2 separate regions of the Homo sapiens genome follow, and region 1 is linked to region 2. The links are chromatin loops, found by intact Hi-C in ENCODE. Cell type or tissue: endothelial cell of umbilical vein. All regions are shown on one strand. Links, peaks and the distances in the headings refer to the core of each region. The heading gives the core; the rest is flanking DNA.

Region 1 (2,904 bases), core at 205-2,704, 320 kb after region 2:
AAAAACAATACAGGCTATGGATTGGCCAGGCGCAGTGGCTCACACCTGTAAACCCAGCACTTTGGAAGGCTGAGGCGGGCTGATCACTTGAGGTCAGGAGTTTCAGACCAGCCTGGCCAACACAGTGAAACCCCATCTCTACTAAAAATACAAAAATCAGCCAGGCATGGTGGTGCGTGCCTGTAATACCAGCTATTTGGGAGACTGAGGCAGGGGGATTGCGTGAACCCAGGAGCCAGAGGTTGCAGTGAGCTGAGATTGCACCACTGCACTGTGAGCAACAGAGTGCTCAGAGTCTCAAAAAGGAAAGAAAGAAAGAAAGAAAAAGACAACAAAAAAAATACAGGCTATGGATGAAAAATTCTCCAGAGAAACAGATATTATAAAGAAAAAAAAATCACAATTTCTGCAAATGGAAGACACACTTAAAGAAATAAAAAATGCACTGGAAAGTGTCAACAACAGACTAGAACAAGTATGTAGGATACAATAAAATTCCTCTTCAAAGGTTTAGCCTGTTAACTTCCTTGTTCTTTGTTCTCAAACTCAACTTTCTTGTTCTCTATGCCTCCTTGCCCCTAGTTACTGTAACTGTAAACAACCTTCCTGTCAGTTCTAATCAATAACTCACATCTGTTCCCTTGGTTACCCACTCTTCACCCCTTCCTCCCTTCGAAACCGCACGTCCCACCACTGTAACTCACATTTCCCTTCCCTTCCTTATTTGGGAAAGTATTCACAAATAGCCAGTCGGGTCAGTTTAGATTGTGCAGTCCAACCACAGCCCATGAAGGAGTGACACAGAGGGAGGGATTGCATTAGGAATAAAAACCCCTGCTTTCCTTTGTTCAGTGTGCTCTTGCAATCGTGATTGACACAAGCAGCACCCTTCTGCAGAAGTAAACTGCCTTGCTGAGAAAACTTTCGCCTCAGTGCTGGTTTCACTTTGCAGCACTGAGCATTTATCTCCAACAAATCTGGGGCTCATCCAGGATTCCCATTCTCCTCCAGGGAAGGGGTCTCTGGTCACCTCTCATAAGGAGACGCATCCCACTGCCTCGTTGCGGTGGCCTCAGGGTGAGGGATCGGAACCCACCCGGTGTGACGAATAAATCCGGACTCTCAGCAATGTGGGGAAAAAAAGGCTTGCAACACCATGGTGACCAGGTAACTTTGTGCACAGACCAAGGTAAGAAACGTCACAGGGGTGACAAAGCATTTCCTTGGTGGTCAAGATATTCTGGAGATTGAAAGTGTGTATGAATGATCACAAGCATTACTGCTTGCGGTGCTGCTTGTGTGAATGGTACTAAGCACTACTGCTGTGCGGAATGAGTGTGTCCTATCTGAGGTTCCATGGTCACCTCATATGGCTTAGGACAGATCCTGCCATGGGGTTTATATGGGCGTGCCAAAGGTAAGAGGGACCTAAATTCCCCTCCGGGAAGCGACCAGAGTGGACGAAGCAAAAGAAGGGTGCAAGGAGCCTCCAGCAGGTGGGGCTAAAGGATAGAAATCTCTAGTATGAGGAATTGAGCCTCAATAAGCCTCCAGAAAAGGAGAGGCAAGAAATCTCTAATACGAGGGATTGAGCCTCAGCAAGCCTCCAGAAAAGGATAGGCAAGAAATCTCTAATATGAGGGACTGAGCCTAACTAGGACCCAACATGGGAAACACCCCAAGCAGGACACGGAGTAAAAAGGATAAAGACAGCAATAAAGATATTCCTGCTGTTAGTCCCCTAGGTCTCATGTTAAAATATTGGAAAGATAATGAGAGAACTAAACATAAGAAAAAGCAACAAATGACAAACAATTGCTGTTTTATTTGGACTCAGGGACCCATCCTCAAACCCTCAATCTTTTGGTCAAAGTTTGGGTTGAACAAGGATGTGATGTGTCAACTTCTAATTCAATATGTAAATGATAAAAGTCCAGTTTCTCAAGAAGAATTGGCCTATGCTCTTTGTTGGAGGCAGGGACCTGTCCTCCTCTTTCCCTTAAAGACAACTAGGGAAAAACCCAATCTAGCACCTCAAACTGAAGAGTGAGAAAAGCCAGTCCCCATGCCTAAAGACTCCAGCACATGGGATCCTCTAAACCATCTTCCCCCACGCTCAGTGCCCCTAACCCTTCCCCTCAGGTAGCAGCTGCTGTCCCCGTTCCTGCTCCAGATCCTTCTCCTGCTCATGTTATTCCTCCTCCTTACAATCCTGATTCTTGGGAATCACCATCCCATTAGCCTGTTCCTTCTCAGCCTAAGTACCCCTCCCTAAAAGGACTCCAACGTGAGGTAGAACAATGTAAAAAAGATATCCAAAATTTCCCATTTCCCTCCACATCTATGGAGTCAGCCCCAACTCTCTTCCCCTTAAAAGAGGTGCCACAAGGACAGGGGGGCTATTAATTTTGTGAATGCTCCCTTAACCAGTTCAGAGGTCTGAAGTTTGAAGAAGGAACTTAAGCCGTTATTGGATGACCTTATTGGGTAACAGATCAGGTTGATCAATTCTTAGGACCTCAGTTATACACTTGGGTGGAGTTAATGTCCATCCTAGGCGTCCTCTTTTCTTTTTTTTTTTTTTTTTTTTTGAGACGGAGTCTCGCTCTGTCGCCCAGGCGGGACTGCGGACTGCAGTGGCGCAATCTCGGCTCACTGCAAGCTCCGCTTCCCGGGTTCACGCCATTCTCCTGCCTCAGCCTCCCGAGTAGCTGGGACTACAGGCGCCCGCCACTGCGCCCGGCTAATTTTTTTTGTATTTTTAGTAGAGACGGGGTTTCACCTTGTTAGCCAGGATGGTCTCGATCTCCTGACCTCATGATCCACCCGCCTCGGCCTCCCAAAGTGCTGGGATTACAGGCGTGAGCCACCGCGCCCGGCCTGCGTCCTCTTTTCAGGGGAGGA
Region 2 (2,904 bases), core at 217-2,716:
AGAGAAGGTAGTTTTCATCAGAGGAGGCCTAGGGGAGGAGGGAGGCCTTCTCATTCCACTTCCCCTGCGTCTCTCTCCAGCCTCAGCCTCTCAGCCTGGAAGGAACACCCCAGTCCCTCCTGCGAGCCCTCCTGTCTACTCCTGGAAGCTTCTTTTTTTTTTTTTTTTTTTTTGTGAGACAGAGTTTTGCTCTTGCTGCCCAGTCTGGAGTGCAATGGCGCAATCTCGGCTCACTGCAACCTCCACCTCCCGGGTTCAAGCGATTCTCCTGCCTCAGCCTCCCGAGTAGCTAGGATTACAGGCGTGCGCCACCATGCCCGGCTAATTTTGTATTTTTAGTGGAGACGGTGTTTCTCCATGTTGGTCAGGCTGGTCTCAAACTCCTGACCTCAGGTGATCCACCCGCCACAGCCTCCCAAAGTGCTGGGATTACAGGCGTGAGCCACCTCGCCTGGCCTAAAACTACTTTTCTATCAACATCTCACTGTTTGCAGAGTGCTCTCACTTCGTTTACTTCCATTGTTCTTCACTAAACCCTGACAAAGTGGGTATTTCATCCCCATTTTGTGGATGCAGAAACTGCCCCCCACTTCAACGCCTGAGGAGACAAGGCTGGGATGCAAACTGAGCTCACGCCAGAGCCCCTGCCCTTCCCAGGACGCGGCGCTGTCCCTACAAGGAGGAGGGAGAGGGGAGGGAGTGGGGAAGGGAGAAAGGTTGCCGGGAGGAGGAGGAAGGATGGAAGGGAGGGAGGGAGGGCAGGTGGGGGGCAGAAGGGGCGGGGAGGAGGGAGGAAGTGGGAAGGAGGGCGAAGAAGGGAGAAGCGGGGGAACGGAGAGGGGGAGGGAGTATCAAACCTGTCCCATATTTGAGAGGTGCTTCGGGCAGTTTCCGAAGTGTGAGAGCCAGGGTCTGTTTAAATGCAGATTTCCTGGCCCTGCAACTCTCTGGGGTGGAGCCAGCGTGTCTGCAGAATAGTGGCAGCCACACACACACCCTCTGCTCACGGGAGACTGAGGCTCTGGTCTCACAGAACCTGAGAACTGTGGGTGAGGAAGCATGAATAGCCTCAGGGGAGGCTAATTGCTTCCTTAATTAGCTGAACCCGCGCTGGGGAGCCCTGCCCGGAAAGTCCCAGTTGCTGGGAAGGATGGGACTGGCTTGCCTGGCGGCCAATAACCGTTTCCGCTGGCGGCTGCCCCCGAGGAGACTGTGCGGCGTTTCCAGCAGAAACAGCACGAGGGGAAAGGGCCGGGCCACCGCGGTGCCCAGGAAGGGATTTAAAGAGGCAAGCTGAGGTCCTGCAGCCGCCACGCCCTGCACCCTGTACCGACAGCCCTCCGCCGGCACACTCTTGGTTCTGCCTGCACCGGACCCCCCCGGAACCCCCACTGCCCTATCCCACTGCCGCTCAAGCCCTATCTTGATCTTGCTAGGCGGTGGCCTCAGGGCAGCCCAGGACCCCTAGAGGGGGAAGAAGGGTCACGGAGAGGAAATCTCAGGTGAGGGCGTTCCCATGTCTACCACCAGGTGGCACCATCAGCACAGGCCAACCCTGGGGCCGTCCTGCGTGGCCAGGAGGGGAAGTGGGTGGCACCGTTAGTGGGGGACTTGGTGGCTCTGGCGTCTGTTGTCTGAGGGCCTCCTGGTTCTGTGCTCGTCTCTTTCAGGGACATGGTTGTGTCAAGGGCCCGAGCCTCCCAGAACCTTGGCACATGGTGGACGTGGAATAAATGTTGAAAATTGTGGCCGGGTATGGTAGGTCACACCTGTAATCCCAGCACTTTGGGAGACCGAGGCGGGCAGATCACTTGAGGCCAGGAGTTCGAGACCAGCCTGGCCAACATGGTAAAACCCCGTCTCTACTAAAAAATACAAACATAGCCGGGTGTGGTGGTGGGTGCCTTTAATCCCAGCTGCTTGGGAGGCTGAGACAGGAGAATCACTTGAACCTGGGAGGAGGAGGTTGCAGTGAGCCAAGATCGCACCACTGCACTCCAGCCTGGGTGACGGAGCGAGACTCCATCTCAGAAAAAAAAAAAAAAAAAGACAAAAAGAAAAAATCATGCCACCTTTGTTTTTTGTTTCTTCCAGATCTTGAAGATTCCTTTTGGTGTGGCGGGGTTGGGGAGTTGGCACTAGCTCCTTGCTGCCTCCCAGAAACTGAGCATAGCAGGGGGACCATGGTATGTGTCCAGTAGAAAAGCCCGGGTCCCCTCTGTGACCTCAAGCAGGTGAGTCACTGTTTTTCTCCCTCACTAAATATGTCAGCTGAGGCGTATAATATCTGCCCTGATTAAAGGACCAGGTGAATTGCAGGAGAGCGCAGTGGTTAAAGCCAGGTCCCGGGAGCTGGAGCCCTTGTTCCACTGCGTCTTCGCTGTGTGGCCTTGGGCAAGTGGCTTGTGTTCTCTGAACTCCAGTTTCCTCATCTGCGAAGCAGGAGCAGTCATAACACCTCCCATACAAGGTTTCTATGAGGGCTGAAGTACAAGAAAAGCCTTTAGAACTGTGTCTGGCATCAAACAAATGCTTAAGAGCCAAAAATACAAGCAGCTGGAACTGAGAGGGGATTCTGGAGACAAGCCAGGCCAGGCTTCCAGCCCGGGCAGCCTGCGGGCAGATGGCCTCCAGGTGGGTCTGCCTGCCTCTGGTGGGGTCAGCACCACCCAGCTGCAGGGCCACTGCGAGGCACAAGACGGCCCCAGAGGTAAACCCGGCTGCTCCTAGGATGGAGGCTGCCCTTTTTGATAGTGAGGGTGTTTGAGAGAGAGGGTGGATCGGCCCCTGAGTACCCTGGAACCCTTTTTGCCTCAGTGAAGCCAGCTCAGAGGGTCATTCTGAGGGGTCCCTCCTGCTGGTCGGCTCAGCTCCTCTTGGTGCTGGAGTCTTTGGGGAGGAAGG

The links. Hi-C counts contacts between places; a loop is a spot of excess contacts. Peaks named below come from ENCODE experiments on the same cell type or tissue, not always from the same donor. Only the 100,000 strongest peaks of a DNase experiment are listed, where the experiment ranks them.
Region 1: it touches region 2 in a loop (8-fold over the local background); 2 of 110 quality-filtered maps call a loop at or near these places.

What each region holds. Positions count from the first base shown.
Region 1 is chr22:42,113,493-42,116,396 of GRCh38, reverse strand. All of the region lies in intron 3 of NDUFA6-DT (NDUFA6 divergent transcript), which reads right to left. Among named protein-coding and RNA genes, the nearest start is that of CYP2D6, 16 kb to the left of the region's middle. In endothelial cell of umbilical vein, for the core only: a CTCF peak has its summit at 1,478 (motif pointing right); no DNase peak of the experiment used is centred there.
Region 2 is chr22:42,436,286-42,439,189 of GRCh38, reverse strand. It overlaps LOC101927344 (a long non-coding RNA gene), which reads right to left and starts at 1,023. Exons shown (of 6, transcript NR_188414.1): 1 at 858-1,023. It also overlaps a transcript of NFAM1 not described here. RefSeq lists enhancers at 474-975, 939-988, 1,729-1,828. In endothelial cell of umbilical vein, for the core only: a CTCF peak has its summit at 1,494 (motif pointing right); no DNase peak of the experiment used is centred there; H3K4me3 peaks cover 238 bases.